Regions from separate parts of the Homo sapiens genome. Here all the other regions are linked to region 1. The links are chromatin contacts, found by Hi-C or POLR2A ChIA-PET in ENCODE. All regions are on one chromosome and are shown on one strand. Each heading gives the region's core, a stretch centred on a gene start or an enhancer-like site at or near the end of the contact. The rest is flanking DNA. Distances are from core to core; before and after follow the strand shown.

What was found. Hi-C counts contacts between places; a loop is a spot of excess contacts on that map. ChIA-PET counts read pairs that join two places held with the same protein, here RNA polymerase II (POLR2A). Pooled maps may share reads with other maps.
Region 2: a loop to region 1 is called in a pooled map, with 6 times the contacts of the local background. The contact joins the enhancer-like site here to the promoter of ALG10 in region 1. A Hi-C loop is called at or near these places in 1 of 37 single-sample maps with no recorded cell type and 5 of 50 pooled maps. POLR2A ChIA-PET finds 5 or more read pairs at or near these places in 3 of 52 experiments (A673, OCI-LY7 and activated CD8-positive, alpha-beta memory T cell).
Region 3: a map of CD4-positive, alpha-beta memory T cell shows a loop between it and region 1 (6-fold over the local background). The contact joins the enhancer-like site here to the promoter of ALG10 in region 1. A Hi-C loop is called at or near these places in 2 of 168 maps with a recorded cell type or tissue (B cell and CD4-positive, alpha-beta memory T cell) and 6 of 50 pooled maps. POLR2A ChIA-PET finds 5 or more read pairs at or near these places in 2 of 52 experiments (A673 and activated T-cell).
Region 4: POLR2A ChIA-PET joins it to region 1 with 11 read pairs in BJ. The contact joins the enhancer-like site here to the promoter of ALG10 in region 1. POLR2A ChIA-PET finds 5 or more read pairs at or near these places in 3 of 52 experiments (BJ, CD8-positive, alpha-beta memory T cell and GM12878).
Region 5: a loop to region 1 is called in a pooled map, with 2.7 times the contacts of the local background. The contact joins the enhancer-like site here to the promoter of ALG10 in region 1. A Hi-C loop is called at or near these places in 1 of 168 maps with a recorded cell type or tissue (gastrocnemius medialis) and 4 of 50 pooled maps. POLR2A ChIA-PET finds 5 or more read pairs at or near these places in 3 of 52 experiments (AG04449, BJ and naive thymus-derived CD4-positive, alpha-beta T cell).
Region 6: a map of naive thymus-derived CD4-positive, alpha-beta T cell shows a loop between it and region 1 (6-fold over the local background). The contact joins the enhancer-like site here to the promoter of ALG10 in region 1. A Hi-C loop is called at or near these places in 1 of 168 maps with a recorded cell type or tissue (naive thymus-derived CD4-positive, alpha-beta T cell) and 7 of 50 pooled maps. POLR2A ChIA-PET finds 5 or more read pairs at or near these places in 1 of 52 experiments (Caco-2).
Region 7: a loop to region 1 is called in a map of endothelial cell of umbilical vein, with 9 times the contacts of the local background. The contact joins the enhancer-like site here to the promoter of ALG10 in region 1. A Hi-C loop is called at or near these places in 3 of 168 maps with a recorded cell type or tissue (GM12878, MCF 10A and endothelial cell of umbilical vein), 23 of 37 single-sample maps with no recorded cell type and 13 of 50 pooled maps. POLR2A ChIA-PET finds 5 or more read pairs at or near these places in 5 of 52 experiments (Caco-2, H1, HepG2 and 2 more).

Annotation. Positions count from the first base shown.
Region 1 is chr12:34,020,852-34,024,007 of GRCh38, forward strand. It overlaps ALG10 (ALG10 alpha-1,2-glucosyltransferase), which reads left to right and starts at 1,645. Exons shown (of 3, transcript NM_032834.4): 1 at 1,645-1,919; 2 at 3,111-3,156. The coding sequence starts at 1,749. RefSeq lists silencers at 1,402-1,551, 1,465-1,651.
Region 2 is chr12:32,138,211-32,141,366 of GRCh38, forward strand. The region is part of intron 1 of BICD1 (BICD cargo adaptor 1); the gene reads left to right. Among named protein-coding and RNA genes, the nearest start is that of BICD1-AS1, 32 kb to the left of the region's middle. RefSeq lists an enhancer at 1,736-1,785. Within about 2 kb of position 1,706, at least 11 of the 41 ENCODE cell types and tissues checked have a DNase peak (open chromatin) inside an H3K27ac peak, as active enhancers do; they include A673 and OCI-LY7, where a contact is called at or near this core.
Region 3 is chr12:32,300,642-32,303,797 of GRCh38, forward strand. All of the region lies in intron 3 of BICD1 (BICD cargo adaptor 1), which reads left to right. Among named protein-coding and RNA genes, the nearest start is that of FGD4, 97 kb to the right of the region's middle. Within about 2 kb of position 1,715, at least 4 of the 41 ENCODE cell types and tissues checked have a DNase peak (open chromatin) inside an H3K27ac peak, as active enhancers do; they include B cell, where a contact is called at or near this core.
Region 4 is chr12:32,435,721-32,438,876 of GRCh38, forward strand. The region is part of intron 1 of FGD4 (FYVE, RhoGEF and PH domain containing 4); the gene reads left to right. Among named protein-coding and RNA genes, the nearest start is that of FGD4, 38 kb to the left of the region's middle. RefSeq lists an enhancer at 1,705-2,204. Within about 2 kb of position 1,496, at least 2 of the 41 ENCODE cell types and tissues checked have a DNase peak (open chromatin) inside an H3K27ac peak, as active enhancers do.
Region 5 is chr12:32,519,912-32,523,067 of GRCh38, forward strand. All of the region lies in intron 1 of FGD4 (FYVE, RhoGEF and PH domain containing 4), which reads left to right. Among named protein-coding and RNA genes, the nearest start is that of FGD4, 120 kb to the left of the region's middle. Within about 2 kb of position 1,565, at least 4 of the 41 ENCODE cell types and tissues checked have a DNase peak (open chromatin) inside an H3K27ac peak, as active enhancers do.
Region 6 is chr12:32,603,952-32,607,107 of GRCh38, forward strand. The region is part of intron 7 of FGD4 (FYVE, RhoGEF and PH domain containing 4); the gene reads left to right. Among named protein-coding and RNA genes, the nearest start is that of DNM1L, 74 kb to the right of the region's middle. Within about 2 kb of position 1,545, at least 4 of the 41 ENCODE cell types and tissues checked have a DNase peak (open chromatin) inside an H3K27ac peak, as active enhancers do.
Region 7 is chr12:32,917,977-32,921,132 of GRCh38, forward strand. No RefSeq gene overlaps it. Among named protein-coding and RNA genes, the nearest start is that of PKP2, 23 kb to the left of the region's middle. Within about 2 kb of position 1,660, at least 4 of the 41 ENCODE cell types and tissues checked have a DNase peak (open chromatin) inside an H3K27ac peak, as active enhancers do; they include PC-3 and endothelial cell of umbilical vein, where a contact is called at or near this core.

The DNA.
Region 1 (3,156 bases), core at 395-2,894:
TTTCCATTTTATGTAAAGGGATGTGTGCAGCATGTATAGGAGTCAAATGTTTAACATAAACTATTGGTGGCAATTGTTATGAAGAAAAATGGAGAGCATAAATGTCTAGTCTTGTTCTACTCCCTTTAAAAACGACCCACTATTTCTAGGGTGGGTCAGTAAGCTGCAGAGTATATATAACACGATTTAGCAGGTCAACAGGTCAGGAGCTAATTACTTGTAGATCACATCAACCTCTTGAAGACTGAATCATCTGGAGATGTGTTACAAGTGACTTAAACAGATAAGTACAGCATGGACTCAACAATAAAATGGGAGATAATGGTTAAAACAAAGCTAAGCATCACATCAGAGTAGGATCCTCACATGACTTTATTCCAGTAATGTAAATGTTCCCATCCCAGCCCTCATTCACCACTACTTCCTCTTATCATTGAGGAAACAGGCAGAGACAGAATGGAAAGGCAGTCAGCTTAATTTAAGAAACTTTCTTAAGTTTAGAAATACTGAATTAGTTTTAACCCAGAAAAAGAGCTCAATTGAGAACTCTGAGGTTTGCAACCTTAAATCCCGCCTAAATTCTGATATATTCCTGCCAAAGGCAACCTGATTGAGGTTACCTGAGAAATAGTTTTTCTACAAAACATGGCCAACCATGCTCAAGACAAAATTACAACACATAATTTATCTTCGGCATTCTTCAAATTATTTACCTCATCTCCTGCCCCCAGCACCTAATCCCAGAATACAGGAATTTGATGATGTCTACACAGCCTATAAAAGTCCACAAATTTAAGTGCCTACTGTGTGAAAGCCATTTTGGGGACTACAAACATAAAGGATGTATAATGCCACCCACTAAGATGTTCACGCTTATGATTTAGTAGGAAAAACAGAAGGCTGCCTTACAGATATTAACAACCAAATTTACAGGCACACCTAAAACATCCCGAATTCTAAAATATATATGTATTTTCCAAATCCTACAGGGTAATATGACTATGAAAGTGCACTAGGAATGTCAATTTAACTAAATCCTCTGAGAGCATCCACATTTTGAAAGAGTTCTCTTTTAACCTAAACAAACAAACGAACAAACACTCCTCTCACTGAAGTTCATTCGGCATTGACGGGTCTCTGGTTCTTCAAGTTTTCATCTAAAACTCTCAGTCTTTGCTATCACAACCAACGCACCCTTCCTACACTCCAAAGTTGATGGAATGAAATGTCTTGGAATTGAGGGTTTAATTAATTCGGATCACTGGAGAGAAATAACAGAAATAACGGGGGAAAAAATGTGTCCATTTTAGGGCTTGGAATTGGAAACGTGGGGAAACGTCGCCACCTTCTGGTAAGTGATGGAAGTGAGCAGGAAAAAAGATCCAAGCTAAGAAGCGGCTTTTTTTTTTTTTTTTTTTTTTTTTTTTTTCTAAGCAGCAAGCCACGCACCTCCCGCGCTGGCGAAATCCGAGACCCGCCCCTTCCGGAAGTTTTGACACTTTGTGCGCCCCGGGCAATGCGATTGAGAGGGTAATCATCCGGTCCGTTATCTAAACCCGTCACTCCGGGAAACAGCGACCCGATCTTTCCGGATCCGCGCTCTCCCAGCATCCTTTGCCTTCCGGTATGTGGCCCCGTCTGGCTAGTCCCGCCTAGCGCGCCCATTTCGAGCCCAAGTTTCCAGCTCGGGTTTCCAGGCTCAGAATTTTCCAGGAGTAGGTTCTTGGGCAGTGGCTGTGGGAGCTGGAATGGCGCAGCTGGAAGGTTACTATTTCTCGGCCGCCTTGAGCTGTACCTTTTTAGTATCCTGCCTCCTCTTCTCCGCCTTCAGCCGGGCGTTGCGAGAGCCCTACATGGACGAGATCTTCCACCTGCCTCAGGCGCAGCGCTACTGTGAGGGCCATTTCTCCCTTTCCCAGGTGGGGTCCCCAACCTGTCCCCACCCCAGGAGAGGCCTGAGAGGTCCCAGCGTCCCCACGTCCTCCCATCCTTAGACTTCACTCGTCCTGTTCCACCCCCTCAAGCCTCAGAACATGAAAGAAACTGGGTATAGTCTTTTGTTCCTGTCTCTGAGATCTGTGAAATATTTATTAAATGAATGAATAAACAGCAGATCTGTCCTCCAGGAAGGAGTGATCTGGGAGAATACTCAACGGGGAACTGAGCCCTCCTCTTGGCAGCTGACGATATCGATCCCACTTTGTCTTTCCTTGTTTTAGGATTAAAGGCATTCGGGTGCTCCTTGGAAATACCAGAAAACTTTCCTTTAGCTCACCTGTCAAGCACCTCACTGTGCATTTTAGGGGTGGGATAGGGTGGACTGGAGGGATCTTCAGCTACCAAAAAGTGACAATTTATAATCACAAATTCCTTCCCTGGGTATTTTTAGTGAACTGTTAACTGGATAAACTGGCAACCAGTCAAGTCACATCATTTTTGAGTATATATTTGACTGTGCAAGTATGTACATATAAATATCAAAATAAGCATCCCCTGCTTCTCTGGTGACACAATATAGGGTACTGGCTAGAAATATAAAGTCTGTTTTAGAGAAAGATCTGATCTTAAATCTTGGTGCTGTGATTTACTAGTTTTGTGATCTTGGAGATGTTCTGAGTTTCAGAAATTCAGGTTACTCATCTGCAAAATGACAATAATCTTTACTATAGGGCATATTGTAACGTTAATACAGAGGGTTTGGCAACAATTTCTGTCTCAGTTTATGTTAGCTGTCATCATGGAGCCTGTGGTCCAAATGTTTTCCTAAACTTAAGAGTCCCAAACAATGTTTCCATGCTTTTAAAAACTGGAACATTTGCAGTTTATTTATCAAAATAAAGGCTTTTAAAGAACATTTCTTGGAAAATAGAAATAGATTTTAAGTTGTTGTTGTTTATTGGTTGCTGCTACCTGAACCATCACTAAGCTGGTCCGGGGGCAAAAAATAAGAAAAACGAATCCTGTTCTGCCAAGGACTTACTTAATCTTGTCATAGAATAACTTCTCAAAATTTCTGATTGTTGCTGGAGATGAGACTTGGGCTTGACATATTTGTGCCTGTCTTGTTCCTATTACCTCTTGCTTTTACTTCATTTTCTTTCATTTTAAAGTGGGATCCCATGATTACTACATTACCTGGCTTGTACCTGGTGTCAA
Region 2 (3,156 bases), core at 456-2,955, 1.9 Mb before region 1:
AGAGGCTTTTATTATTATTTCCACTTACATAGATGAGAAAATTGCAGCACAGATAAATTAATTTGTCTAGCGATGGAACCAAAATCTCAGTCAGGCAGTGTGACTTCAAAGCTTGTATTGATAGAAGTTCTCCAAGTGCTTTAAATATATTAACTCATTCAGACTCACCAAGCTGTGCATTTTTAGTTTATAGAGTTGATATCAGTATTAAATAGGAATATGTATGTGTATGTATTTATATATGTATGCAGATGGTCCCTGACTTAACGATGGTTCATCTTAATGATTTTTTGACTTTATAATTATTTTTTGACTTTATAATTTTTTGACTTTATATAAACCATATTTTGGGTGCCCACACGTCTATTCTGTTTTTCACTTTCAGTACACCAGTCAACAAATTACATGAGCTATTCAACACTTTACTTTAAATAGGCTTTGTGTTAGGTGATTTTTGCCCAAATATAGGCTAATGTAAGTGTTTTGAGCATGTTTAAGGTAGGTGAGGCTAAGTAAGCTGTATTTGATAGGTTAGGCGTATTAAATGTATTTTTGACTTATGATATTTTTCAAACTATGATGGGTTTACTAGGACATAATCTCATCATCAGTTGAGGAGCATCTGTATATGTATGTGTTTAGATAGATATAATTAGATATCTATATATAATAGATTCTATGCTATGGGCATTGTAAGTTCTAAATTGCTTCAGTGGCATTATTGTACATTCTTACATAAGATTGAAGAATTTTGTGATTTTGATTAATTTATATCCTTCAAAGTGACCAGGAAGGTAGAGTTTGCATGCAGAAAATTTGCATGTATATTAATTCCATAAATAATGTTTGTAGTTAAATTTTCATTTTGTTTAAACATTTTTTACAAGATAGAGTTTACTCAGTGCTGTTATTTAGCAGCTGTGTGTATGACTTCATAATTTAGGGGGCTGTCTGTTTTGTGTTCTAAGCCACGTGGCTGCTGTGGTGACTGCTTTAGAAACTTTCAGTTCCCTTTGCTGTGAAACAGGTTTCAGTGCATCGTCCCTGTGTATAAGGTCAGGTTTCTTACATGGACTCACTCTGTTTCTGTAAATTTGTCTGAGAATTTTCAAGGCAGTGCTTTCATGGCCTCTCCTCTAATTTTGTGTGTGTGTGTTTGTGTGTGTCTGTGTGTGATGATGAAAAAGTCAAAAGCCCTAAAATTAAATCAGAGTTTAATCCATGTCCCTAAACTAGATAAGCTGCTTTAGACCTTTTCCTTATCCCTTACACGTCGCTCAGTAAATACTTGCTGATTGACTTTCAAATTCAGATTACTTTTACGCTAGCATACGGTGGGCACAAAGGGTTTTTTTGTTTATTTGTTTGTTTGAGACGGAGTCTCGCTCTGTCGCCAGGCTGGAGCGCAGTGGTGCAATCTCGGCTCACTGCAACCTCCTCTTCCTGGGTTCGAGCGATTCCTCGTGCCTTAGCCTCCCAAGTAGCTGGGACTACAGACAAGCGCCACCACGCCCAGCTGATTTTTGTATTTTTAGTAAAGACGGGGTTTCACCATGTTGGCCAGGATGCTCAAACCCCTGACCTCGCGATCCGCCCGCCTCGGCCTCCCAAAGCGCTGAGATTACAGGCGTGAGCCACCGCTCCTGGCCTGGGCACAGAGTTAAAAAAAAAATACTGGTAACAGAAAACTTGTTGGCGTGTTTCAGTTTTCAGAGTCTTCTATAAGGTCTTATACCAGCCGAGAAGCAGCAGAACCATCTGTCCGTGTACCGAGGACGGATCTCAGCAGCTCTCTGTTCAGTGGCTCCTGCCTTTGTAGTGGATTCCCTTGCTGTGCTGTAATTAAGTCAGCCGGCAGGAGTTCCTGTTTTGAGGGGGCCTCTCCCGGCTGGAGAAGTACCACTGCCTTTGTGTTACCTGCCATGTTATTGTGGAGTGGATAATTTTTTTTTCCTGCATGGGTCTTGGTTTAACAGCAGGATCCTCTGGGCTTCTTCCAAGAAGCACCACATTTCCCTGAAAATAAATGGCAGATGAATTATTTCTTGAGATTATGAAAATCTGTTAGATGAAAGCTTGCCTTTTTCTCATGTTCAAAACAATGCTAAATGCTTATAATTATACTCCCAATGAATTACTTCTTTCACTGGCTTCCTTTGCTCTGGCAAAGGTGGATTTTTTTTCCATGGCAGAGAAATTTTATAAAAAATGTAATATTTTAGAAAATGCCTAAATGTCAAGAATACAACATCTTGTTTGTTGTTGTTGTTGTTGTTTTGTTTGTTTTTTGATACGGAGTCTCGCTCTGTCGCCCAGGCTGGAGTGCAGTGGCGCAATCTCAGCTCAATGCAACCCCGCCTCCCGGGTTCAAGCAATTCGCTGCCTCAGCCTCCCGAGTAGCCTCCATTGAAGGAAGTGCCATAGTGTGGGAGGATCTTTTTATTTTCTACGCGCACCGTATTTGATTCTGTGTTTACAGGAACTGTGTCTGTAGACAAAAAGCAAAATGTTGGGGTTTAGTTTCTTCAGGTGAATAAAATGTTACTTGCATCTCCTCATTGTCACAGTGTTCGTATTACATACTTCGTGTGTGTAGTTTTGGCATTTAAGGAAACAGAGCTAAAAAAAAAACAAAGGACAATAACTGCATCAACAACATGTTATACACCAGAGGAAATGCGGCGACTTAGGTTCTGTGATGGGAAACCCGGATTTTTTTGTTGTACTTGAAATCTTCCGTAGAACGTACGTGTTTGCATGACCCAGAAAGGAAAACACATTGGAGGACTTTGTACTAGTTCCATTCTAATTCTGTAAAATTCTCACAAATTCAGGCATCTGTTAACCCTTCGAGGGCATATAAGTTCAGAGCCATGTTTTCTGTTTTGTGTCTTTCCCTTTGGCGGAGTGGTTACCTTTTCTGAGCCCTTGGCTTGCTTTCTGTGAACATAAGGCGCTCCATCTGCCGCTTTAAAGTGAAGATTTATAATTCAAACAAGACAGCGTTTCGATGTTGCACTCCTGTCTTATTAGATATCAACTTAAAGTTAAGAAAATGGAATTATTCAAGGCCTTGTTATCTAGTTTATAGCTTATTCAGAATTTATATTTCTGATTTTTTTTTGTCCTGATGACTGCCTGTGACTAATTTGTGTT
Region 3 (3,156 bases), core at 465-2,964, 1.7 Mb before region 1:
TTTTTTTTTTTTTTTTTTTGGAGACAGAGTCCAGCTCTTTTGCCCAGGCTGGAGTGCAGTGGAAGCAATCCTGGCTCACTGCAAGCTCTGCCTCCCGGGTTCACGCCATTCTCCTGCCTCAGCCTCCTGAGTAGCTGGGACTACAGGCACCCACCACCATGCCCAGCTAAATTTTTTTTTTTTGTATTTTTAGTAGAGACAGGGTTTCACTGTGTTAGCCAGTATGGTCTTGATCTCCTGACCTCATGATCCACCCACCCCAGCCTCCCAAAGTGCTGGGATTACAGGCGCGAGTCACTGCGCCCGGCCCAACTTTACAGTATTTAAGCAGGCCTGAAAGAAACCATGACACAAGGAAACACACTGCTGTCTGAAGCAATTTCCAAGTTGCCTTTCTTATAACCACACTGAGGGCAATCCTTGCTTCTCCTTTCATAAGGAGGTAAAGGCCCTTCTGATTTCCATACTCCTTCATCCCAAGTCACCTGCAAAGCAGTAAATCATGTTGAGCATGCGTTTCTGGATTCCTCTCTTCCTCCACACTTCATCCTCAGTTTCCCCCTGCTTCCTGGCTAACAAATTGAGATTCCTATAATCAGAGAATGAACCTTTCATTTCACTACCAGAGATAAAGTAAAAAATGCATGTTTTTGCTTGAAGTAACAACCTAGTTGAAATGCAGTCAGTCAGCAAGTATAAAGGAAAGGTGACTGGATGCTTTAGTGTGGGAAAGGTTGTTTGCTCGGTGGAAAAGGTTGGAGAGAGTCAGTCACAGGGCAGGAGCAGTGAACTCAAATGACCACAAGCAGCTTATAAATAGCATTAAGTACAAGATGTAAACAAAAAGTAGAGGCCGAGTGCAGTGGCTCACGCCTGTAATCCCAGCACTTCGGGAGGCTGAGGTGGAAGGATTGCTTCGGTCCAGGAGTTTGAGACCAGCCTGGGCAACATGGTACAAAACCTTGTCTCTACAAAAAGAAAAAAAAAGCCAAGCATGGAGGTATGCGCCTGCAATCCCAGCTACCCAGGAGGCTGAGGTGGGAGGATTGATTGAGACTGGGAGATCAAGGCTGTAGTGAGCTGTGATCAAGCCACTGTACTCTAGCCTGGGCAACAGAGCAAGACCCTGTCACAAACAAACAAACAAAAGAAAAAGTAGATGGAAAAGGAACAGCCAGTGCTCACTTACAGGTGATTTTTGTGCTCTGTGAAGGTGGGCCCAGTGTTGCCTGAATTATTTATTTATTTTTATTTACTTATTTTTAGACGGAGTCTTGCTCTGTCGCCCAGGCTGGAGTGCAGTGGCGCGATCTCGGCTCACTGCAACCTCTGCTTCCTGGGTTCACGCCATTCTCCTGCCTCAGCCTTCTGAGTAGCTGGGACTACATGCACCTGCCACCACGCCCCACTAATTTTTTGTATTTTTAGTAGAGACGGGGTTTCACTGTGTTAGCTAGGATGGTCTTGATCTCCTGACCTCGTGATCCGCCCGCCTCAGCCTCCCAAAGTGCTGGGATTACAGGCGTGAGCCACTGAGCCCAGCCCGAACTTTTGATTTTTTTAAAAAAGAAATCAGAAGTTTTCAAATGTTTGTGAAATCATCAGTTTTCTAAATATTGGCAATCAATTCCAAAAGTTTTATAACGTGTTACAAGCCAAATAAAGCACATCTATAGGCTCGATGGTCTATGGGCACCCCTTGTGATCTCTGCTTTAAATCATTTGATGTCTGAATTGGTGGAAGGGACACGGGAGCACACACCAGCCTGGGGAGCCCACTAGAGTACAGAATGCAAACTACAGGGACACATGCCTTTGAGCAGGTAGTAGATAGCCAGGGCCTGTCAAGTTATTAGGTGTCCCAGGCCAGGTAATAACTCCTTGGAGTTGTGAAAAGTATATTTCATTTCCATGCCATCATGTTTGTAACATGCTATTTATAGTGCCCAGTTATCATTTTTCCCAAAGTGCAATTTTTCTCCCATGAAGTACTCATAATCTTAAGTAATGTAGTTGATATGTAACCCAGAAACTCCTACTTGATTAGAAGACAGTTATTGGTAGTATGCCATTGATAGATTTGTTAATTTTTTGTTATATTTATTCAAATGCATATTCATGGTAGAACAATTAGCACTTTCTAGTTTTCATTCTAAATAATGGATATTATAAATAATGGTCTCCAATATTGACTCTTTTGAGTAATTCTATCAGGGACATGTTGAAATTCCAATGACCATTTTTTTTTTTTTTTTTGCCTTAGAGGCATCTTTTGTACATAATGTATTTCTTTTTTTTTTTTTTTCCCTCAAGACAGGGCCTCACTCTGCCACCCAGATTGGAGTGCAGTGACACCATCAGGGCTCACTGCAGCCTTGACCTCCCTGGGCCCGAGTGATCCTCCCACCTCATCCTCCCGAATAGCTGGGACTATAGGTGCACGCCACCACACCTGGCTAATTTTCTTATTTTTTGTAGAGAGAGGGTTTCATTATGTTGCCCAGGCTGGTCTCAAACTCCTGTGCTCAAGCAATTCACCGAGATTACAGGCCTGAGATTACAGGTGCTGAGATTACAGGCCTGAGCCACCGTGCCCAGTCCTCATAATGCATTTCACACACCATAGTGTGGTGAGCACATTCTTTCACTGAAATAACACTATCCATATTCACATATACAACTGGCATTGTTAGAAACATCTGCTATACATATGTCTTTATGAGTTGCATCCTATTAGAGCACCACAGTGTTTCGGTGACCAGTGAGTGCTGGTTTACCATCAGCTTTCATTGTTCCCTTCTGACGGTGTATTTCTCAGTTTTTTCCTGGGCCCAGTGCTGCCCAGAGTAAAGGCTACATTCTTCACTCCTCCTCGCAGCCAAATGGCATAAGACTAGTACCAGCCAATGATATATAACAAGTGATGTGGGTAACTTTTAATGTCCTTAAAGGGAGACAGTGTGCTCCTTATTTTGTGCCACCGCTTAGAACATGATCAAATGGCAAGCCACCTGAGATAGTATGGTCTAGACTAGAAGGCTGTACAACAACAGAGGAAGAGCCTGGCTCCTGGATGACCTCATGGAGCAGAGATTCCATGAGGAATCTCCTCCTGTCTACCTCCATACTGTTACATAAGAGAAAAACCTCTGGCTG
Region 4 (3,156 bases), core at 246-2,745, 1.6 Mb before region 1:
TATTTCTGGCAGTGATGGGTGGCCCCGCTTTCTGATTACATAAAATGGTCCATCTAGTCCATGGTTTTCATATTCCTTTGTAATTCTACTTACTGCTTTAAAATTCATTCAAATAAAAAGATCTAAGTTACTTGCAGTGAGTGAGTGCCCAAATGCAACAGCAAGGAGAGCTGAGAACATAACTAACCAATACTTTCGTGTTCAAAGAATAAATACTCTGAAACAGTGGGACAGAAGCTTGCTCCTTAGGGACTTTCTCAAAGTACCCTTGGTGGACATAAGGTTATCCTCACTCAACGGAAGGACATATCTGCTGTCGGGGGAGGACACAGAATGACGATTTCATTTACCTAGGATATTTTCCTTCTGTAAATGTCTGGAACAAGTTGTCACTGGACACCGTGATGTACAGTGTAGCCCTCCTATTAGAATAAATAAATTATGTGGTTGGACTGGAATGCTACAGGCACACTATGACTGGAAGTGGAAGGAGAGAGAATGTTTATTTAAAATACAGCACACATAAATAATAAATAAAAGTTTAAAACTTAATCAGCAACAGCAACAGGACCAGCCTCCCCTGTTCCATTTATGGTTCTTTTCAGGAACACCTGTATCTTTTCCTAAGGATAAAAAGTGGCACAAGGAGACAAAAGGCTTTGGAAGGAAAGAAAATACTTTGTTGTGACTTTGTGCTTTTCTGAAACAAGAAGGCAAAACATGTGGGCATTGAATGGCTGCAATAAAAGACTGCACAGTGTCCACACATTGGCAAGCCTCAGGTTTCAGAGGAAGCACTGGAGCCAGCAGAATGCCAAAGCCTTGTTTCTCCCTTGAACCAGTTTGGTGTTACGCCTGGTTGTGCTTCTCCCGCTTTACTTTTACTGTTGATAAATTTCTTAATAAGCTTTTTCCCTATCCCTTTTCCCTTTAATCCTATCGTTAAAGGTGTCTTGGGTCTGGTCTTAAATCAATTTGGTTATGACACTAGGTCCCAGAAAAAAAGCTGCTATCTCATTAGCAGCTTGGTGTGTTGGAAATTCATGTTTGAACCACACAGTGAACCTACACTACCAGTACCATTACTTCCCTGCATATAAAAAACAAAAAATGGGGGCCAGGCATGGTGGCTCATGCCTGTAATCCCAGCAATTTGGGAGGCCAAGGCAGGTGGATAGCTTGAGATCAGGAGTTCGAGACCAGCCTGGCCAACATGGTGAAACCCTGTCTCTACTAAAATTAGCCAGGCATGGTGGCGGGCGCCTGTAGTCCCAGCTATGTGGGAGGCTAAGGCAGGAGAATTGCTTGAACCTGGGAGGTGAAGTTTGCAGTGAGCCGAGATTGCACCACTGCACCCCAGTCTGGGTGACAGAGTGGGACTCCATGTCAAAAAAAAAAAAAAAAGGGAAAAAGAAAACAAATCACACAGAACATGAAGGGGCTGCTGAACAATGCAGCAGGAATGTAAATACATTCTCTTTCGGGTCAGACGTTTGGCCAGACGGCTGATTACAAAACATAGGATGACTTCAAGCTGAAGGTATGAAAACAAAAGGTTACACCTCAAAACAGAAATGACTGTTCATTGAGGCAGAGTAGTGAAGGTCTTGAAGAAGCTGGGACACCCATAAAAGAAAGAAAAGCCCTCTGCTCAGGAAATCCATGTCAGCTACACGTGGCTGAGCACGGAGGCTCTTTATGCTCCCTATACGATGAGCGAGGCGAGGTGTCCAACCGCACCCAGATGTGTTACTGGGCAGCCTGGCCCAGGCCTTTTTAAAGATGTTTGATAAAGCTCATGTAGCAACTACCAGAGCTTCACTACACGGATATCCGTGGTATTCATTGAGTAAAACCAGCAGATTTCACATAAGCAGATGTTTTTATTTGTTCCTAAAGTCTTAGAAAGTAATGTTATATTAACATGTAATATGAATTCCCTGTTACTCTTTGGATGGTTTGCATTTGACCAGTGTCTTTTCATTTTTAGTAAAAGCAAAATTTTTTCTAGACATAATCCTGCTATTGATGTTGAATACTATTTCATCTTACCCTGCATACCACACAATACCACTGATACATTGTATATACCACTGATAACATTCTTGGCCACTGGGAAAATTATTTTTTTACATTGTTATTGGTCTCCTGTGTTGTAGGTAGGACTATGCAGGAATGGATCTTTTCTTTGAGACAGAGTCTTGCTCTGTCACCCAGGCTGGAGTGCAGTGGCGCAATCTCAGCTCACTGCAGGCTCTACTCTCGGGTTCAAGCGATTCTTCTGCCTCAGCCTCCTGAGTAGCTGGGGCTACAGGCATACGCCATCATGTCCGGGTAATTTCTATAGTTTTAGTAGAGACTGGGTTTCGCTGTGTTGGCCAGTCTGGTCTCAAACTCTTGACTTCAAGTGATCCATCTGCCTGGGCCTCCCAAAGTGCTGGGATTATAGGCGTGAGCCACCGCGTCTGGCCAGGAATGGTTCTTGAACCATTTCTTCCCATCTTAGAAAATACTGACTTCTCACTTGCCTTATTGAAATGGTTTGGAGAGGTATAGCATCTAACAATACTGCACTTCCATAGAGCGGACTTGGGATAACAGTTAACTCCTAAGACATCAGCTGAAGATGACAAAGGTAAAAATATCTGCCGTTAAGATAAAGTTGAAAACTCTGTACTTACTGTACTTTATTCAAAATGTTAGCCTTCTCTTAGCAGATTCTTCAATAAGCTTGCTTTTAGGTTTCAACTGCCTTGAGCAGTTGAAATTAGGAGAGGTATGTGAATGTATCTGTAAGTAAGTGGACACAGGAGGATGCTTTTAGTTGTTTTTTTAATTGTCAAATTTTATATACTAGTCACCTAAAACATGTTTTTTGTTTGTTTGTTTGTGTGTGTTTTTTTTTTTGAGATGGAGTCTCGCTCTGTCACCCAGGCTGGAGTGCAGTGGCGCGATCTCAACTGCAACCTCCACCTCCCGGGTTCACGCCAATATCCTGCCTCAGCCTCCTGAGGAGCTGGGACTATAGGAGCCCGCCACCACGCCCAGCTAATTTTCTGTGTTTTTTTTAGTAGAGACGGGGTTTCACCATGTTAGCCAGGATGGTCTCGATCTCCTGACCTCGTGATCCGCCTGCCTTGGCCTCCCAAAGTGCTG
Region 5 (3,156 bases), core at 315-2,814, 1.5 Mb before region 1:
ACTCCAGTCTGGGTGACAGAGCAAGACTCCATCTCAAAATAAAATAAAATAAAAAATCTTTGAATAGTTTTAGTATGTTTTAGAGTAAGTTTTGAAAAATAATGTAATATCTTCTGAGATATTACTATAGATGGAAATTTGCCAGAATAATTTTGAGAAAAACCTTTGTATAACTGGTAGATGGTATTTAAAAATAGGTATTGTGACTTAGTAAGTGCATCCAGTGATAGACTTCTTCCCTTTAGGACGATGAATCTCTCTTCATGGCAGTCATTGAAACTAAGTATGGAAGTAAACTGAGATAGATTTACTCTTCCAAATTGCTGTATTGTGAAATATTTTACAATTTCTTTTTAAATAAACGAATACAAGAGCTTTAAAGAGATTTTAAATGTTTTTGAGTTTTAGCATTTACCTTAAAAGATTTTTTAAAAACAAGCAGATTCAGTCACATTGTTCTCTTAACAATAGTATTTTTACCTCTACCTTGCCCTATTTTAAGTTCTATTGTGGGTTTTTTTGTTTTTTGTTTTTTTTTTTTAGAGATGGAGTCTCGCTCTGTCGCCCAGGCTGGAGTGCAGTGGTGCAATCTTGGCTCACTGCAAGCTCTGCTTCCCGGTTTCACGCCATTCTCCTCCCTCAGCCTCCTGAGTAGCTGGGATGACAGGTGCCCACCACCACGCCTGGCTAATTTTTTTGTATTTTTAGTAGAGATAGGGTTTCACCGTGTTAGCCAGGATGGTCTCGATCTCCTGACCTCGTGATCCACCCGCCTCGGCCTCCCAAAGTGCTGGGATTACAGGCATGAGCCACCGCGCCTGGCCTATTTTTGTGTTTTAAAGTGTGTATCTTAATACAGGAATGCTTGTATCTAACTCTTACCTACATTGTGTGCGAATATGCATACTAGGGGATGCATGCCCAGGATTTATTCTGATAGGGATGTGCCCTCAAGAAGTTTAGAGATAAAGTATTCTAGAAAGCCTTCTCTTACCCTCCGCTCTGTACCTCCAGCAGTCACAGAGCCTCAGCCAAACTTGTCAATTACTATTTTACTTGTTTGCTCTCCCTTTGGTTCCTCGAGAAGGAACTATTTAATGAGACTGTATAAAGTGTTTGAAAACAATGTGCATGGGAGCCATAATAATGAACAGGACAGACAGGGTCCCTGTCCTCTAGAAAAAAGGACATTGCAGGCTGGGCGCGGTGGTTCACACCTGTAATCCCAGCACTTTGGGAGTCCGAGGCGGGTGGATCACGAGGTCAGGAGATCGAGACCATCCTGGCCAACGTGGCAAAACCCTGTCTCTACTAAAAATACAAAAATTAGCTGGCATGCCTCTAATTCCAGCTACTCGGGAGGCTGAGGCAGGAGAATTGCTTGAACCAGGGAATCGGAGGTTACAGTGAGCCAAGATCGCACCACTGCACTCCAGCCTGGCGACGGCGAGACTCCGTCTCAAAAAAAAAAAAAAAAAAGGACATTGCATGAATATTTAATTACGTTTGTGAAGAAATGTTCAAAGGAAACAACCCACAGGGAATAATTAGACTTAGTCATATGTAGAGACCTTAACGTCACAGGAACTGAAAAAGCTGGTGTGGCTGAACTGATGGGCAGGACTTTATAAAAAACATTCCCAAGTCCCTAACAATGTGTCCTGTATACTATATTGAGTCCCATATGGGGCTCAGTAATTCTTTGTAAATAAACAAATACAACATCTTTAGAAGGGATTTTAAATGTTTTTGAGTTTTAGCATTTACTTTAAAAAATATTGTTTTCTAGTTTGCCATAGGTTACTCTAATTTCTGCTGTTTTAAACTCGAATCCTTACCCATTTGTGGCAAATAACATTTGCCTCTGCTATCCTGTGCAGAGGATGAAGATAAGCCATACTCCATGAACAGTGAACTGTTTACTAATACGAGATTATTTAAGTTCCACTACTGATGAACTGTTGTGTCTTAAAGGCTATATAGGTATTTTATAATCCTTAGCATAGTACCGAAGACCTGTTTGTTTCAACATGATTACTAAAGTTGACAATATATAGATTGCCAAAATAATAATTAGAAAATTCCAAGCAAATAAATTTATAATTTATTTAGTACCCATTTAAACGTGCATATGATGGAAATGAGCTGTTTTTTAAAAAATTAGTTCCCTTTTTATCTTTGACCTTATTTCCTACCACAAATTCAGTAACTTACAAAGATATTTAAAAGCTGACTAAATTTGCATCTACTAATATTCTTTTTTCTTTGGAATATTATTACTGTAATATACTTCTGAGATTGTATTAAAAAAGAAACTGCATGTGTAAGATTATCATTATCTGTTGTGGGTGGGGGTGGATACGTAGAGTGGATGATTTGCAAAAGACAGGAAGATCCTCGTTATATTTAGGGTATCTTTTCTTTCCACATTCTGAATTTGGCCTTTAAGAATATTCGGGCCAACACAAAAGGCCCAAGTTGCTGCTGTTACCCCAGCAAGCTGTGCGTTAGGGTCTTGGGGGAAGGAAGATGATAATTAGAAGAAATTTGGATCAGGCAGCTCATCAAAAAATAGAGAAATGAAAGCCTTCCTTCTTCTCTCTCAAGTTAGTAGCAAGTAACTGACTGTACTTTATCCTTTGTGTGACCTGGCAGGGGCAGAACTAACGTTTTATTTTCTTGAAGTCTCAGAGGAGCCTTTTCTGGAAGCTGCATGGTTATTTCAAAGTTGGAAAAAATAATAGGTTCCTGTGGAAATTTATGAAAACATTTTTTCTTGACTTCCTTCTCAAAACCTTGGGTGATTGATAGAGGGAGCATGGTTTAGGAACCATATTTTGAAAGCAAAGTGGCAAGAGATGAGGGGTAGAGCCTTCAGGCCTTCTGTGAAATTGAGATTGCGTTCTAAGTGCAGTATGCAGCCACTGAGGCTTTTGGCAGGCACTGATGAACACTTCTGTAAACCACAGTGTTTGCAAGTCTGCCACCAATTTCCTTGCTACAAAGCCTGAAATAATATCCTTTCCCTCCTTTTGATGCCTAATGAAATCCTACTTATCCTTCAACATAAAGTTCAATCTTCCCTTCTTCAGTGAAGGAGGTAGCTATCTGGACATTTAGGAAGGAGAGCATGAACTGAAAAGGGAACTTGGTACT
Region 6 (3,156 bases), core at 295-2,794, 1.4 Mb before region 1:
CTGGGATTACAGGCATGAGCCACTGCACTCAACCAGTATATGGAGATCCCCCCCAGCACTTTGAATATGTCATTCTCCTGCTTTCCGTCCTCTGTGGTTTGAGATGAGAAGCCAGCCATTGATTGTATTGATACTCCCATGCGTGTGATGAGTCACTTTTCTCTTGCTGCTTTCAAGATGTTCTCTGTTTTTTGGCTTTCAGCAGTTTAAATATGATGTGTCTGGGTGTGGACCTTTTTGTATTTGTCCTGGTTAGGGTTGGTTGAGCTTTTTGCATTTGTAGATTGATTTTTTTTTAATCATTTTCAGAAGTTTTCAGCCATTATTTCTTCAAATATTTTCTGTCCTTTTCACTTTCTCTTTTTTAAAATCTTTTTACTCCCATTACACAAATTTTGGTGGGTTCCTTTTGTTTGTTTTGGAAATGGTGTCTTGCTGTGTTGCCTAGGCTGGCCTTGAACTCCTGGGTTCAAATGATACTCCCAATCTTTGTTCTATTATTCAGATTGTATAATTTCTACTAGTCTTTCTTCAAGTTCCCTGATTCTTCTGTCATCTCAAATCTGCTGTTGAACCTATAGTGAATTTTTCTTTTCAATTACTGTATTTTTCACATCTACAACCACAACTTCTGGCTAGTAGAGTTATTGGCTCTCACCTCTCACTCACCTCAGGGATCTTCACTTCTACTGATGTTGTTGGGTGTGTATGTTGCCCACCACTCCAAATGAATGAGCCCTTTTCAGCCTCAGCAGAGGAGCTGCCAGTCCTCACAGTCCGTGCCACCCTGATGGCCCCTTCATAGTGACTGAGCTGGGAGAGGAACAGGAGCAGCCACAGGCTAGAATGCCACAGATTCTCACCGTTCTTACCCAAAGTTCAACAATTTTTAAAGTGTAAACAGATTTCAGGTTGTTGCATGCCTTTTAATCAATTTCTAAAATGCAAATATTGTTTTGTCAATTTTATCTAGCTTTATAGCTGCTTTTTTTTTTTTTTTTTTTGGAGTTAGAGTCTTGCTCTGTCACCCAGGCTGGAGTGCAGTGGTATGATCTCGGCTCACTGTAACCTCTGCCTCCTGGGTTCAAGCGATTCTTGTGCCTCAGCTTCCTGAGTAACTGGGATTACAGGTACATGCCACTACACCTGGTTAATTTTTGTACTTTTAGTAGAGACGGGGTTTCGCCATGTTGGCCAGGCTGGTCTCAAACTCCTGGCCTCAAATGATTCCCCCGTCTCGGCTTTCCAAAGTGCTAAAATTACAGGCAGGAGCCACTGCACCCGGCCTATCAGCTGCTTTTAACAGGGAGGATTTGCCAGTCTCTTCATTCAGCTGTAGCCAGAAGGTCTGCCTCATCCCCTTCACTCCTTTTTTTTTTTAACATTCTTTTATTTTGTAATTAAACACTCCCCTACCTTACTGAATATTGGGCTCCTGCTTTGATTTTTACTAGCTTCTTTTGCTAACTCTGAAATGTAGGCAGAGCACAAAGTTTGCCTTCTACATTCTTCTTTCTTTTCATACTTTTCAGTGATATCCTATTCCCACATGCCTTTAACTTGCCAGACAGGTTCCTCTAGGGTTGCTGTTTCTAGTCTAGTTCTCTACTCCCAAACTCTAGGTACAAACAGCTGAGCATGTGAATATCTTGTCATCCAAACAAAGTCAATATTTTCTTTTCCTATTTTTAGCTCCCAAGCATTTTTCCATCTGACTTTTTAGGCCTTACATAGAGTAGATAATTATTCTGATATGTATTGGATTTATTAGGTGACACCATTATCCTGTCATTTACCAGAGCTTGACAACTTAGCTTTATCTTTGATTTGTTACATGTCTTCATTCTCTGTATGTGTTCATTTGCCTGTGAAATAATGTATTCAAATTGCTTAGCGTAGTGCTTGTTGCATAGTAAGTGCTCACTAAATGATAGTGGCGATGGTGGTGATAGTGGTAGTTATTGTCTAGTCACACTCTGAATTCTATCTGTACAATGTCTGTCTTCTCTATATTATGATGAAATGACATGGGTTGTGAAAAGAGTGGTAGATTGGGAATCAACTAACCTAGTTTAGAATCCTAAGTCTGCTGCTTATAGTCACTTGACCTTAGGAAACGCTCCTAAATTATCTGAGCCACAGTTTCTTCATGTAAAATATTTGGGATCAGTAATACTTTCCTTGATGTACGTAATAGATTTTGGGAAAACCCAATGAGATATTTAAATTTATATAATTAATATCTTAAACTTTATTAAGGAAAGCTATTCTCTCAGCTTCTATGCCAATTTCAGGCCCTTATTATTTTCTTCCTGGTCTATAATAACAACTTCCAAACTAGTTTCCCCCGTCCCCCTAAAGCCACACTGCAGTAGATTAATCTAATAGAGCTCAGATCTAATGATACAACTGTCATGCACAAAAATCTACATTAGATGAAAAAAATCTAAACTCACCTTGACATTATTACCCATATTACCATTACTTTACGTCTTCTATTTTCCTCTACTTATTTTTTTTTTTTTGCCAAGAAAACCTCTCTGTCCCTTTCATTTAACATACTTCATGCTTCATTACTGTGGGCCTGTTCTCTCAGGTTTCTCCTCCTGGGCTCGCTCCCTAGTCTGTCTTTTTCTTCAGAGCCTGTACTTATCAGAGGTTGCATTAAATGTTCCCTTCTCTGTGAAGCCTTTAGTCACTTGTTTGCTTCAAATGCAAACACCATGTCTTAATATAGCTTTGATGCTTTGCAGTACCCTGATCATGGTGTGAATTCAGTATATACTTTAATGGGATTTCTGCTTTGTTTAACAGGAACAAGAACATTTCTTATTTTTTCATCTCTTTTGTTAACAGTTTCTTGGAAGCAAGTGATACGGTCTTAATTTTGCCCTAAGAAATGGAGCTCTATTTACAGAATTTGGTTTCTAATGAAAAAGAATGCTTTGAACTGATGAAAAAATAAAATTTTCTGACAGATAAGATGCCCAGACCTTGTTATTCTTCTATATGGAGTCTTTTTTAAGTTCAAAGGCAATGACATTTATCATAGCCTTATTATCAAATAGTTTCTGCTGAGTCCAAAGTCATTTAATACAGTTGTGCTTAGCAAACCTCATTAAATAGGCACATCTTTTGAAAAATCTATATAGAATG
Region 7 (3,156 bases), core at 410-2,909, 1.1 Mb before region 1:
GAGGAGAGAGTGAAAACCAGACAAGGTATTTGCATTAGTATTTCAGACTTTAAGACTGAGTTAATTAAGGGTGGAGTGGCATTATTTTGGCTTAAATTTCTTCATCTGTAAAGGTGTGTTAATGGTACTATCCACATAGAGTTTTGTGAAAAAATATGTGTATGTGAAATGTTTTATATAGAATCAGGCATATAATTGGCCAACAAAGGATGTTTTTTGTTTTTTAATGAGGAATAATGCTGCTGATGAGCAACTAAGATAGTGCTCATCATAGAAGAGAGAATCAAATAACAAAGGGATGTGAGGCCAGCTCAGTTTTCCTTCAGTTAGAAAATAGACATGTAAGTAAAGCATAATATATAATTATTGTTATGAAGCGAGTATACACTATATAATAATTAAGGAAGAGAAAAATAAAGAGGTGACATGAAGAAAAGAAGGTGAAAGAAAGAAGGGATGAGTGAAGGATAGTGTACATCCAAAACTTCATTTTGAGTGACATGTGAGGATGTGAAAATATAAAATTGTTGGGTTTTATAGAATCAGAGAGGTCAGCTTTCATTCTCTAATATTATAAATTAAGAGAGATGTAGGGCAAAGTAGAACAGAGATTTCTCAACCTCACTAATATTCAGAATCACTTTGAGAAACTTATAAAAATATAAATGCCTGTACCCCACCCCAGTGACTCTGATTCTTAGTTCCAGGGTGGAATCCAGTGATCTGTGTGTTTAAAAAGATCCTTAGATGAATTTTGATGCAAATCTACATTTGAGAATGGCAGAAATGGGCCCTAAATGTTTGCCTGTGTCCAGTAGTATCTGTTCAGCCCCTTCTTGTAATTCTCCTCTCTCTACAGAGCAAGAAAAAGAAACATGATGGAATAACCCAATTTAAAATTGAAGCCGGGTGTGGTGGCTCATGCCTGTAATCCCAGCATTTTGGGAGGCCGAGGCCGGAGGATCACCTGAGGTCAGGAGTTCTAGACCAGCCTGACCAACATGGCAAAACCCTGTCTCCACTAAAAATACAAAAATCAGCCGGGCGTGGTGGCGGTTGCCTGTAATCCCAGCTGCTCAGGAGGCTGAGGCAGGACCCAGGAGGCAGAGGTTGCAGTGAGCTGAGATTGCGCCCCTGCACTCCAGCCTGGGTGATAGAGCAAGACTCAGTCAAAATAAAATAAATAAATAAAATAAAAGAAAATAAAATAAAAGATTACCTTTTAAAAAATCCATGAAAATATATAACATTATTCCCCTTGTTTTTCTTTTCCTGCGACTGATTTAGGAGGGCACCGGCTTCTTTTCTCCTCTGAAGTGGGGGCTGAGCTACAGCAGTGACACCAAGTGGTGGTTTTAGGGGATTCTCCTTTTCATTTGAAACTTTGTGATTTTTAAATGACTGAAATAAGATGTCGTTTGCCTTCTTTCTCTTTCCCATCAGTTAGAGCATGTATTCTTCAGTTCTTGCATACCTCATTCACCAGAAATGCTAAAAGAATGAAGAAAACAACAAACAGGATTTGACCCTGACATTTGATCTTTTTGAGTGCTTCCAATATAAACACCTTTGTTTAGTTGTTTCTAGGACCAGGTGGTTTCAGTGAATTCAAAGAGAGCCTAAACTAAACTCTACATGCTAAAACTATGATAATGATGATGAAACTGTCAGTGCATTTAAAGTTATATGACTCATAAAAAGAGAGTACTGTGAACTTAAAAGTAAGAATGCTGCAGACTGATGCCAAGAAAACTCAATGAGTCTGTGATGAAGGTCGAGACTCCCTTCATAACCATCTGCGGTGAGCTAAAACTTAGGTATCCAAAGAATAACAATGCTTAAGATGTCTTGCTTAGGAAAAAAAAAAGTAAAAGTAGGTTTGGAAAGTTCGTGTCTTAGTTTGGGCTGCTATAACAAATTACTATAGACTGGGTGGCTTATAAGGAAAAGCAATTTATTTCTCGCAGTTCTGGAGCTGGGAAGTCCAAAATCAAAGGACTGGTGTCTGGTGAGGGCCTGCTTCCTCACAGACAGGGCAGATAGGGCCATGAGTTATCTGTTGTCTCCTTTCTGTTAATTGTAATTTTTTGGTTTTTAATTATTTTTGAAAAAATAGAGATGGGGTCTCACTATGTTGGCCGGGTTGGTCTGGAACTTCTGATCTCAAGCAGTCCTCCTGCCTTAGCCTCCCAAAGTGCTAGGATTACAGGTGTGAGCCACCATGCCTGGCCTGGAGTCTCTTTTATGAGGGCACTAATCTCATTCATGGGGCCTCTTCCTTCATGACTCCAGCCCAGGCTGGAGTGTAATGATGTGATCTTGGCTCACAGCAAACTCCGCCTCCCGGGTTCAAATGATTCTCCTGCCTCGGCCTCCTGAGTAACTGGGATTACAGGTGCCTGCCACCACGCCCAGCTAATTTTTGTTTTTTTTGTAGAGACGGGGTTCACCATGTTGCCCAGGCTGGTCTTGAACTCCTGACTTCAGGTGATCCACCTGCCTCGGCCTCCTAAAGTGCTAGGATTATAGGCGTGAACCACCGTGCCAGGCCTACTTTCAGGATTTTTACCTTATAATAGCATTCATCAAAGATGTCTTTAAACGGCAATTTCACCAGTACATTTATACTATGACTAAGTTCATAAATATTTGATATACAAACTTTTAAGAAATACATTTGCTAAGTAACATGGACACACCCAAATTACAAACAAAAGAGAAGAGGAAGTTAGGCTATTAACGGACATGTAGACAAGAGAAGTATATGTAGTTATGCAGAGGAAGAACAATCAATTATAAAGAAAAGCGCACAGAGGAAATGGGATTACCGTTGGTTCCAGGGACCATCATTGTGTAGGTGGAACCAACAGATTTGGTTAAGGACACTCTGCTGAAGACAATGCAGCTAGATTAGCCACTAATCACAGGCTAGTGTGGGAACTACAGGACATATTCCTCAATGCCCGAGAAATGTTGGTTGCTTTTCCTCCTCGTGTTTCTCAAATGTCATTTTACTTACCTTTTATTCATTATATCTGTCCTATGCTTCTACAATCTGAACATAAAATGAAATGTTTTATTTTATTTTATTTTTGAGACAGAGTTTCATTCTTGACGCCCAAGCTGGAGTGCAGTGGTGCAATCTCGACTCACTGC